Regions from separate parts of the Homo sapiens genome. Here region 2 is linked to region 1. The links are chromatin contacts, found by Hi-C in ENCODE. All regions are on one chromosome and are shown on one strand. The core of a region is the stretch at or near the end of the contact, and the rest is flanking DNA. Distances in the headings are between cores, read along the strand shown.

The links. A loop is a pair of places that touch in the nucleus more often than their neighbours do. Pooled maps may share reads with other maps.
Region 2: a map of heart left ventricle shows a loop between it and region 1 (3-fold over the local background). The contact joins two enhancer-like sites. A Hi-C loop is called at or near these places in 7 of 168 maps with a recorded cell type or tissue (PC-3, aorta, ascending aorta and 4 more) and 8 of 50 pooled maps.

Annotation. Positions count from the first base shown.
Region 1 is chr3:194,981,522-194,987,295 of GRCh38, reverse strand. It overlaps LOC105374294 (a long non-coding RNA gene), which reads left to right. Exons shown (of 4, transcript XR_924873.2): 4 at 4,511-5,713. Among named protein-coding and RNA genes, the nearest start is that of XXYLT1-AS1, 110 kb to the left of the region's middle. RefSeq lists an enhancer at 489-989. Within about 2 kb of position 2,060, at least 9 of the 41 ENCODE cell types and tissues checked have a DNase peak (open chromatin) inside an H3K27ac peak, as active enhancers do.
Region 2 is chr3:195,250,023-195,255,328 of GRCh38, reverse strand. The region is part of intron 1 of XXYLT1 (xyloside xylosyltransferase 1); the gene reads left to right. Among named protein-coding and RNA genes, the nearest start is that of XXYLT1, 18 kb to the left of the region's middle. RefSeq lists enhancers at 988-1,775, 2,565-2,614 and a silencer at 3,434-3,483. Within about 2 kb of position 2,033, at least 7 of the 41 ENCODE cell types and tissues checked have a DNase peak (open chromatin) inside an H3K27ac peak, as active enhancers do.

The DNA.
Region 1 (5,774 bases), core at 811-3,310:
GACTAATTTTTGTATTTTTAGTAGAGACGAGGTTTCACCATGTTGGCCAGGCTGGTCTCGAACTCCTGACCTCAGGTGATCCACTCGCCTCAGCCTCCCAAAGTGCTGGGATTGCAGGCGTGAGCCAATGTGCCCAGCCTATTTATATTCATTCTATTTATATATAACATTATATATGTCTCAGCTTTGGAGCCTGATATTTCCAAAAGAAGCCTGGCTCATTAAGGAAGTGGAATGAATATAATCCTATTGTCGCACAACACTTACCGCCTACACACGTCCTCATACAAGGGGGTTGGGGAAGACTCAGGTTCAGCGTCAAGCCCACGGCTCTGGGGTGGGAGGGGCCTGGATTCTTGACTCTTTTGTTGCTTAGTTCCATCTTGGATTTTGCCTTTTCAACTTGGCCCTGGTTCAGCCAGGCCCGACTGGGTGTCTAGGCCCTTGGCAAAGCCATTGCATAAGCAGGAAGCTATGCAGCAACTGTGGCACGGCGGAGACTGTGTGGTGAGGTTGCAGAACCAGGTAGGGAGTCTGACTAGACCAGCCCTGACTCAGCTTGTTTCCAGACGACCTAGGTGTGGGGGGCGTTGCCACATCAGTCAGGACTCCCTCTGTTGAGCGTGACAGAAACCCAGCTCACGCTTGCCTACACACAAAGGGAGGCTTTGGGCTCCAGAAATTGGGAAAGACAGGGGTGGAGTGGACCTCAGGCATGACCGGATGGCAGCCTCAATGCAGCCAGCTCTCAATCTGTGAATGGTCACCATTATTTTCTACTACACACAGGATAACCTGGGACGGGGAGCCGTGGGAGGCAGAGGCCCCGCTGCAGACAACCCAGTTTAAATTACCCTAGTTGGTGACTGTGGAAAAGAAAGAGCTCAGAGTATACAGGTTCCAGGGAAGGCTGTGGTCAGCTGCCTTAGGCCACAGGCCCACCTCTGGGACTGACATCATGTTCAGGCCAAGTTAGGGCAGAGGGGACTGCTATGGCAGTGAAGTCAAATCCTAAGGGATGGGCCATGTGGAGGAGCAGTTCTACGAATAAGGTCAACTGCTATCAGAGAGGGGGCCATCAAGATCCTGAGGATGAGATCAAAAGGCTAGCTACCCACTAAAGATCCAGCAGCAGTCAGCATCCAATAAGGAGGGCACAGAGAGTTTCCTATAAAGAACTGAGGTTGAGGCCGGGCGCGGTGGCTCACGCCTGTAATTCCAGCACTTTGGGAGGCTGAGGTGGGCGGAGCAGGAGGTCAGGAGATGGAGACCATCCTGGCCAACTTGGTGAAACCCCTTCTCCACTAAAAATACAAAAATTAGCCAGGCGCGGTGGCGGGCGCCTGTAGTCCCAGCTACTCAGGAGGCTGAGGCAGGAGAATCGCTTGAACCCGGGAGGGGGAGCCTGCAGTGAACTGAGATGTCGCCACCGCACTCCAGCCTGGCGACAGAGCTAGACTGCATCTCAAAAACAAAACAAAAACAAACAAACCAACAAAAAAAACTGAGGTTGAAACGAGGACACAGTCCAGGAAAGCCAGGGCATGAAGGGGATTTTCAGCAGAGCAGGAGTGAAAGTCTCTGCTTTGTAAGTCCTGGGAGGTCCATCTTGGTCTCCAGACTCTTCTCTGCAGTCATCAGGGTGACAGAGACTGACAGGGTGAGCAGAAGTGGCAACTGCAGAAGGCAGCTACTACTATTTCTGTGGCTGAAGGGGCGAAGGGGGACATTTAGAAACACAGCGGAGGGACCCTGCAGAGCCGACTTGAGGAGAGGTCTCTGCGCGCTGGCGCTGGGGCCCTGCAGACAAGGGCCCACTTGCCTGGGATCCCAACCTCTGAGCAGGGGTCTGAGCCGGCTCTTGGGCCACAGGGTGACGCAACTGCTTCTGCCAGAGTTGGAGAAGCTGCAAGCTGCGTTCCGCTGCGGCTCCGGTTTGGCACTGCCGGCTGTTGGCTGGGGAGGGAGACAACGAGCTCCCAGGAACAGGAAGCCCGCAGGAAGCGGACAGGGAGCAAATAGGAAGAGCAAGTCCTGCCTCCCGCACCAGCCTGGAGGTGCCGCTCTAGCGCCCGGGCTGCAGAGCCTACACAGACCCGGCTGGCAGAGCGGAGCCGCGGGCAGAGTCCCAGCTCCAGCATCACCAGTTGGCGCCCAGAGGACGGGCGTGGAGCATAGAGGTCGTGACTGAAAAGCGGCCCCAGAGGTCTCCCTGCAGGCCTTCTGGTGGGTGCGGGAGTCCGTGCGACAGCCATCTCCCTCGGGAGGCTGGCAACTTCTTGAGGTCAGGGACGTGCTGGCTTCGCTGTGCATCCTCCACGGGGCCTGATATCCTTCCCCAGGCAGAGCAGGCCGTCGTAAGCAGGTGTTATGCTGAAATGAGCTGCATGGCAGGAGCCCTTGTCAGGCAAGGTGTCCTGGGCAGCTCCGCAGCCCTCCCTGCCCAGCCCTCAGAGTTCCTGTGTGTTTTCCCGGGGCGTGGTTCCAGGCTTTCCCTGGAGTCCCGCATGGGGCCAGGGTGGGGGTGTTGAACACTGGACCTTGAACACAACTGGGGCAGGCTCTGCCCAGACCTGGCAGATGCACCCTAAACTTCCTTCTCATCCTCCTCCACCTGCAAATGAAGTCAACAGCAGGATCTTAGCTCCACCAGTTACAGACTGTCTGGCTTTGGGCAGGTTATTGGGCCATTCTGAGCCTCAGTTTCCCCAGAATGCCCTCTTCAGTCTCTTAATCCCTGCACCGGGAGACAGGAAGAGACTCTTGGCCCTCTTCATCCCATCCATTCCTCTCCCCTGTCTCCTGCTCCTTACTGGAGTGTGATTTTAACACAACACATCATAATTATGCTTTGAAAGGCAGTCAGTATTAGCAAGGCAGATATCTGTTTAGCTGGAAAAAAAGGAAAGATCCAGGTCAGCTGGGACTTGCTGAGCAGAGCTCATGGACAGCTGCAGGCGAGGCAGGGGGAGCAAAGGGGTAGAGAAGGCGAGGGAGGACAGGGGCTCTGCAACAACCTGAAGGAAGCAGGAGACCAGGTGGGCCCCATGCCCTGGGCTCCTGTGAATTCCAGAGCAGCTGAGCATTTAGACAGGAATCCTCAGGAGAAGGCTGGAGCCCCCCAGCCTCCAGCTGCATCAGGGCAGGACAGCAGGGCGACAGGCCCAGTGGGGTAAGGGACACAAAAGTGTTTATGGACCATGTGGGAATGGGATTAGGCCAGTGCTCAGTAAAGTAGAGGCTCTGATGAGATTTTATGGGCCATATCAAAGGTTTTTGTATAAGTTTTTCTCCCTCTTCCATCTCAAGTTCTTTCATGGCAGGTACTGGGTCTGAGTTTTCTCTGATGGTGCCCAGAGAGTATGTTGGGTGTATCTGGGGACCACACTCAAGTCTGGGTGAGTGTTTGGAGGGGCTTCTGGCAGCGTGGCCTATGCTACTGGAGAGCCATGGGTCTGTAAGCTCAGACAATGGTGTGAGCAGTGGCAGATGTGACATTTCCCAGCCAGGAGCCCTGGCAGGCAGGCAGAGGGGATCAAAGCACAGGGACCTCATTTTCAGCCAGAGAAGGGATTAATGAAGAGCCCAGTGTCCCAAAGGGAGGCTAATTGGGTTCCGAAGAGTGGTAAGTGTTCCTGGGCTCACTTGGCATGGTCCTACCCTCTGAGCCCTGTTTCCTCAAGAATTTAATTTAATGTCCCTTTGTTGAACGCAGCTGTTGGGGGAGGAGTGATTTGGGCTGTTTGGGCTGTTTTGTTTTCCTCCCTCTTTCTTTTCCATCTTTCCCTCCTTTCTTCTCTTGTGGGAAGATGCCAGTGCTTGGTGAACTGGCTGGTTGGGGTGTCCAGACCAACCTTCTCTGAGCAGGCCTTGAGCACAGAAAGCCCTGGGCTCCCTCCGTCTGCTCAGCAGCCCAGCCATCTGCCTTGCTCAGTCCCTGTGGAGACGTTTGCTGGGGCTGCCTTTCCTTGGAACTGGTGGGTGGGGTCTGGCAGGTGGAGAGATACCAGAGCCCAGGCTTCTAATGCTTTTTTTCTGGGATCCTGACATACAGCAGAGACTGGACATACCTCCCCTTCTTCCCTGCTTGATAACCATCCCTGCTGGGCCTCCCAACTTGAAAGGTGGGACCACAGTACTTGTAGAGAAGGACAGCTCTGGAGTTGGCCTGCCTGTGTCTGAATCCTGACTCTGTGTCACCCTGGGCAAGTCATTTAACTTCTTCAAACCTCAGTTTTTGCTCCTGTGAATTAACTAACCCAAAGAGATATTGTGAGTCTTACGTGAGACAACCAGGGTGAAAGTTCAGCACAGGGCCTGGGATATGGTAAGCATGGTGTAAGGATTATAAGCTTTTATTAGTAGGAGAGCATGTTGGTTTCCCATGGCTGTTTTAACGAATTACCATAAACTTATTCCCTCCCAGTTCTGGAGCTCAGAAGTTCAAAATCATAGACAGCCATGCTCCTCTGAAAGCTTTAGGGGATAATTTGTTTCTTGTTTCTTCCAGTTTCTGGTGGCTGCTGGCATTCCTTGGTTTGTGGCCTCATCACTCCAATCTTCAAGGCCAGCATCTTTGAATTTCTCCCTGATCCATCGTCACATGGCCTTCTCATCTGTGTGTGTGGTCAAATCTCCCTCTGCCTCACTCTGATAAGGATAAATGTGTGTGCCTTTAGGGCGTATCCAGATAACCCTCCGTCCCAAGATCCTTAATTTACTCTCATCTGCAAAGACCCCTTTGTTTTGCCATACAATGTAAAATTCACAGGTCACATGGATTAGAATACTGATTTTTTGTGGGGGCAGGAGTCATTTTTCAGCCTACCAAAGATGGAGCAAAGAATTGGAGTGAGGGGGAGACGCTTGAGTGCCTCATCGTCTTAGGACAGGCTCTCTAGTAGCAGACCGTGGGATGAGGTTCACTGTGCACACAGTTTATCAGGGAAGCGCTCCCAGGAGAAACTGGCAAGACAATGGGAGATGCAGGTCAGAGAAGGGGAAGAAACTCAGTAGGGTGAGATTTGAAGTCCCAGCCTGCTCTGGTTTGAATGTGCCCCCTAAAAGTTCATGTGTTACAAACTTCATTGCCAATGTAACAGTATTAAGACGTGGGGCCTTTAAGAGATCCTTGGATCACAAGAGTGGAGCCCTCCTGCATGGATTACTGCCATTATCATGGGAGTGAATTAGTTCTCTAGGGAGGAAGTTACTTCTCACGAGAGTGGGTTGTTATAAAATGAGCTCAGCTCACTTTTGCAGTCTTTTTCATATGTGCTTGCTTGCTCTCTCTCTGTATAATGCCTTCCCCAATGTTATGATGAGCAAGAAAACCCTCACCAGGTGCTGATGCCATGCCCTTGGACTTCCCAGCCTCCAAGACCATGAGCCAAATAACCTTTTGGTCTTTATAAATTACCCAGTATCAGTCATTCTATTAAAGCAACAGAAAATGGTCTAAAACACAGCATCATATTAATCCCACAGAGAGCTTTAAAAAAGGAAATTCACTGATGAAATTGAATCTCACTTTTATCACTACCCATTCCTATTTCCCTCCTTTCCTTTCCAGAGGAAGTTATTGTCATAAATTTGGTATGTGCCTTCTTGTCCACTTAAAAAATGCTTATAATATATATTTGTGTCCCTAATCATGTAAAGTATTATCTTCCACATTTAAAAAATTTATGTAATAAATTTATGTAATAAATAATCTTTCTCTCTCTCTATATATATGTCACTTTGATTTTTTCACTCATTACGGGGCTTAGAAG
Region 2 (5,306 bases), core at 784-3,283, 270 kb before region 1:
GGTAGGGAACCCCGCTGCTGTCTCCCACCTGGCTCTGCACTCCTGCAGCCCCAGTCCTGCCGTGACTGTCACAGGGATCTCCAGGCCTGGTCGGCGGCTCCCTGTTGTGCGAGCATGGTACTCGGAAACCGCCTTTTCTGCTGGTTTAGTCCGACTGAAGCTCCTTGCTGAGGGACTGCATTCCCTCTGCAAACCTATGGCCTTATGGGTCTTTCTGATGCTGCTGTTATCCCCTGCTCTGTCCGCAGTGCTGGTGAATTTCCCAGCCTGGGGCAGTTGGGGACAGGGTCCGAGTCTGACTTCTTTCTCTTTCCTGTGCAGCGGGTGTGGGAATGGGCGTGTGTCTCTTGAATGAGTATGGTGTTGGCTACAGATGGGCCGCTTTAGATCCTGGCTCTACCTCATCTTTCTGGGAGGTGGGGGGTAGTTGTTTACATTCTCTGAACCACCTCCTCTCTGTAGCAGGGGCCCAGTCCTATCACCTGCCCCAAAACATTGGTGTGAGGGCGACGTTAAGTGACTGAATGTGCACAGCGCAGCTGTTTGTGCTTGACGCGTGCTAGGTGGACCCTTAGGCACTGCCCTGGCCCCGTGAAGGCCCTGCAGGTCTGTGTCCCACCCTTGGTGGCTGTGCCCAGCTTTAGCATGCCACCTCATGGTCCTGCTCAGTGGCTCACCTGCTCACCCTGTGTCAGGTCCCAGCCTGGCGCAGGTGGCTGCCCCTGAATCTGGGCCTTGCGAGCCTGTTGCCTGGATGCCCAGGTTCCAGATGCTTCACCTTGGGAAACAAAAGAGCAGTTTTGGCACAGAGATCCCGCAGCCTACAGACTTAATTATGCCCCGTGGACGTGCTGAGCAAGAGTGAGAGGGTGACTGAGCCTGCAGAGGGCTCTGTGTGATGCCATGTGGCCCCCAGTTTCCTCACAGGGGAAAAGGAACAAGCTTCCGGCTCAGGGAATGGCTTCCCAGGAGCAGATGGTACTTTGAAAATCACCTCGTCAGGCTTCGAGCCTGCGTCCTGTGGTTGGGAGGGTGAGGGGCGTGTTGTTTCTGCTGCTGACCCCAGTTTCAGGGCAAATTTAACCTGTGGTCAGTGCAGGGTGGGGCTTTGGTCCCAGGCCCTGGGGCTGAGGCCCTGGAGAACCTGCCAGGCCTGGGCAGTCACTGCTGACGTCTGTGGCCAGAGTCTCCAAGCGCTGAGGGCCCCCTGGGGCCTGATTTATGGGGGTCTTTGGGGGACTTGTTCCAGCCTGGAAATGTGAGAGGGAAATCTCCCCACCCCAGTGGGGGTGCCCCCTGGTGCACAGCTGGGCAGTGGGCACCCCCGTGACTTGTCCGAGAGCACCGTTTCCCTCTGGTGTTACCCTTTAAAACTCACTTGAGGGAAGAGTGATTGGCTACATAGTTGAATTTGCTGAGCAGCGTTTGCAGAGGATGTAAACTGCCAGGTAGGCTGGCCCTGCTTACTGGTCTCTTCTTTGGGCTCACTGAGTGACTGAGTGGCTTTCGCTTTGATCAGAAATGTGAACAGGCCGGGCGCGGTGGCTCACGCCTGTAATCCTAGAACTTTGGGAGGCCGAGGCGGGCGGATCACCTGAGGTCAGGAGTTCGAGACCAGCCTGGCCAACATAGTGAAACCCCGTCTCTACTAAAAATACAAAAATTGGCCAGGCGTGGTGGTGGGCACCTGTAGTCCCAGCTGCTCGAGAGGCTGAGGCAGGAGAATTGCCTGAACCCAGGAGGCGGAGGTTGCAGTGAACCAAAATCACAACACTGCACTCCAGCCTGGGAGACAAAACTCCTTCTCAAAAAAAAAAAAAAAAAAGAAAAAAAAAGAAATGTGAGCAGTTGAAGATTTTAGAACTGATGTGGCTCTCAGAGAGTTGGGAGACATTTTAAGGCAAATGCAAAATGAAAACGTGTCTTTTGCTTAAGGCTGTGTCTTAAGCAGGGGCCTTGGGAAATGAAACGGGATCTTGCCGCTTCGCCTCCTGATTTCTGGAGCTGTTGACTTCTCAGCCTTTTTCTGTGACATGTGCAGCATCTGGACCTGATTTACGGGAGTCTTTGGGGGATTTGTTCCAGCCTGGAAATATGAGAGGGAAATCTCACTGCCCCAGGAGAGGAGTCAGTGCTTAGGGCAGCCTTCCCTGGGCCCCGGGGAGAGGGAGGGTCCAAGAAAAGGGCAGGAGAAAGTGCTTGGAGAAAAGCGGGCAGCTGGGGTGCAGTGCCTGGGCTCCACGGAGAGCCCTTTGTGACTTGCTTCTCCAGGTAGTGGAAAGCTGTAAATCTCATTCAACAAACCGTCTTCATTTTCCCACGTTCCCTTGAGCCCTTGTTTCTTGCAGGCCTAATTTGGATAGAGCAGGGGAATTTTGTTCTCTACTCACGTTACTGAATAGGGGACCCACCTGCGGTGGCGTATGCCATAAACGCCTCCCCGCCTCGCCGCCCCTGCCCTGTCTCCAGCTTATTGTTCATATCACTGTAGCATACGTTATAGTCATATTTCTTTTGTAACCTGAGCTGTGAGTTTCTGTTTTTTTCACACAATAAATAACACCACAGTGAATCTCTCTCTCTCTCTCTCTCTCTCTCTCTGTGTGTGTGTGTGTGTGTGTGTGTGTGTGTGTGTGGTTTTTTTTCTTCTTTTGAATTGTTCCCAGGAACCTTCCTTGATTCTCCACAAGAAACACTTCCCAGTCCTATGTGGTCCTGTTCCCACAAATTAACACATGTGAAGATCAGGTCTATCAGGGCTGCTCCTCAGTGCCCACTCTCTTGCCTCTTCATTATAAAGAATTTTTCCTGCTAATTTATATTACACAGCCCCGCTTTTTGCCTCTCACGATATATTTTTTAGATGTTAAAAAATTTTAATTCTAAAATAAGCCAAAACAGAAAAATGAAAACAAAAAAAGTAACAGATATCTTTGTTTCTACTGTGTAAGTTAAATAGGTGCTAACATTTTTCTCTATTTGCTTAAGATTCTTTTTTTAAGGAAATAAAATATTATAGACGTAGCTAAAGCTCACTCTATTTCTTCTCCATCCTACTCCCTCCAGAGGTATTTACTGTCACAAATAAGAAGTTGGTGTTTTGTGCAATTTGTATGTTTTTAATTTTTACCACATATGTATGCATAAAATATATATGTATTACTGCTTTGTATGTTTTCAGCAGTTATGTAAACAGTCTCATATATCCATTTGACATTTCATTGTGAGTATGAGATTTCATAGCCTTATGATTTTGAGATTTATCTTTGCTGATACATGGAAGTCTTGCCCTGTCATTTTAATTGCTGTGTAGTATTTTATTGTGGGTGGACCTCCGTTTACTCATTTGCCTTCTGAGAGATGGCCGGGTGGTTCCCCTGTTTTGTCACTCCCACTACTGTGAACACCCAGGCGAACAATGTGCTTGAGGCTCTCCAGGGTCACGCCTGGAAGGGGCTGCTGGGTCCTGGGGTGTGTGCATCTTCTGCTTTGCAGGACCCTGGTGAGCTCCCCTCCAGGTGGCTGTTCCCCTTCCCATTCCATGTTCTCTTGAGCACTTGGCGGAGACTCCCTTTTATTGGTGTGGGTCTTGCTGCCTTTGAGGCAGGAGGTAGTAGAGGCTTGGGGGCAACTTTGGAAATAGGATAGGAGGGAAACTTTGAGAGCAGACCTGCGTGGCTCCTTTGTGCCACCTCAGACTTCCTGGCTGTGCAGACACTGGGGCCAACCTTCCGAGAGCGTTCAGAGTCTCTGTGGAGGGTAGAGAGGAGGGTGCCTCCAGCTGCAGGCGGAGCAGCCCCTCACTGAAGTCTGGACCCGGTGCTCAGCGCAGCTTCACAGGCGTCTGTCCTGGCCTCACTCCCTTCATGGGCAGGTGCAGGGCTGTATGAGAAGGGCCGGGGGCCTGGCTTCTGGGCTGGCTCCTATAGGGACCTGCTGCCTAACCTGTGGATAGCCCCTTTCCACCTGGCTGGGCCCCGCCTTCCCTGTCAGAAACACATGGGGTCACATGAGTGATTTGGGTGACCGCTTGGCTCTACCCATATTGGTCATCCACTTGATTTTTGCAGTTAGCAAGTGGTCTCTGCTTTTCCTAACCATGGTCTGCTAGGCTTGAGCCTTGGGGAGCCAGCAGGTGGGGTGGAGGTGGGGGACCTGCCCGCGGGGCAGCAGGGGCCTCGTGCGAGGATGACTTGGCTGTCTCCTTCCTGCAGCTGTGCTCAGTGAGATGGTCTGTGCTTTCATGTAGCTTGAGGGAGTCCTCAGATCCCAGGGCCGTCTGGCCAGTGCACATTTATGCCGACAGAGGGAAGCCTAGGTTGGTCCTTGTGGGTCATTCACAAAAGCCAGAGGCAAACGAGTGCTGCTTTGAGATGAGCATTTTTAAGATCCATGTAACCCCGTCCAGTATTGCTGCTATCTGAAGCCATCATTCAGCCTGGGCATCTACTATGTGCCAGGTGCTGTCCTGGGAACTTGGGTGTATCAATGAACAGAAGAGACAGAACAGGTGAAAAGTCCCTGCCTTGTAGCGCTTACATCCTGGCAGGAAGAGGACTAGATGAGCTGTTAAAATGTCTCGTTTGCTGCCTGGGAGACAGTGAAGTAGGGGTTCATAAAAGGTTAGGTTTCATTTCTTTGTTCCATGAAAAGCAGATGAATAAATCATATAGTATGTTAGCAGGTGAGTACATTATACCGTGTGTCAGCAGGAGAAGAGGACCAGGAGTATGGGGGTGGTTGCAGTGTTTTTTTTTTTTTTTTGAGATGGAGTTGCACTCTTGCCGCCCAGGCTGGAGTGCAGTGGCGCGATCTCTGCTGACTGCAACCTCTGCCTCCTGGGTTCAAGTGATTCTCTGGCCTCAGCCTCCCAAGTAGCTAGAGTTATAGGCATGTGCCACCACGCCCAGCTAATTTTTGTATTTTTTAGTAGAGACGGGGTTTCACCACGTTGGCCAGGCTAGTCTCAAACTCCTGACCTCACGTGATCCATCCACCTCGGCCTCCGAAAGTTCTGGGATTACAGGTGTAAGCCAACACGCCCGGCCAGTTGCAGTTTTTAATTGGATGGGCAGGGAAGCTGTCACTAAAAGGTGACATTGAGTGAAGACCTGAAGGAAAGAAGGAGCTGGCTGGGCAGCCCTGGGGAGGAGCATCTGGGCAGCAGGTGTGAGGGGCTGCTGTGTCGGAGGCTCAGTGCAGTGTGGCCTGGGTGAGCACAGTGGACATCAGTGCCAGAGCTAGCAGGAGGAGGGCAGCTCCCAGCCTGCATCAGAGTGAGGATTCCAGCTTTGACTGGGTCAGAG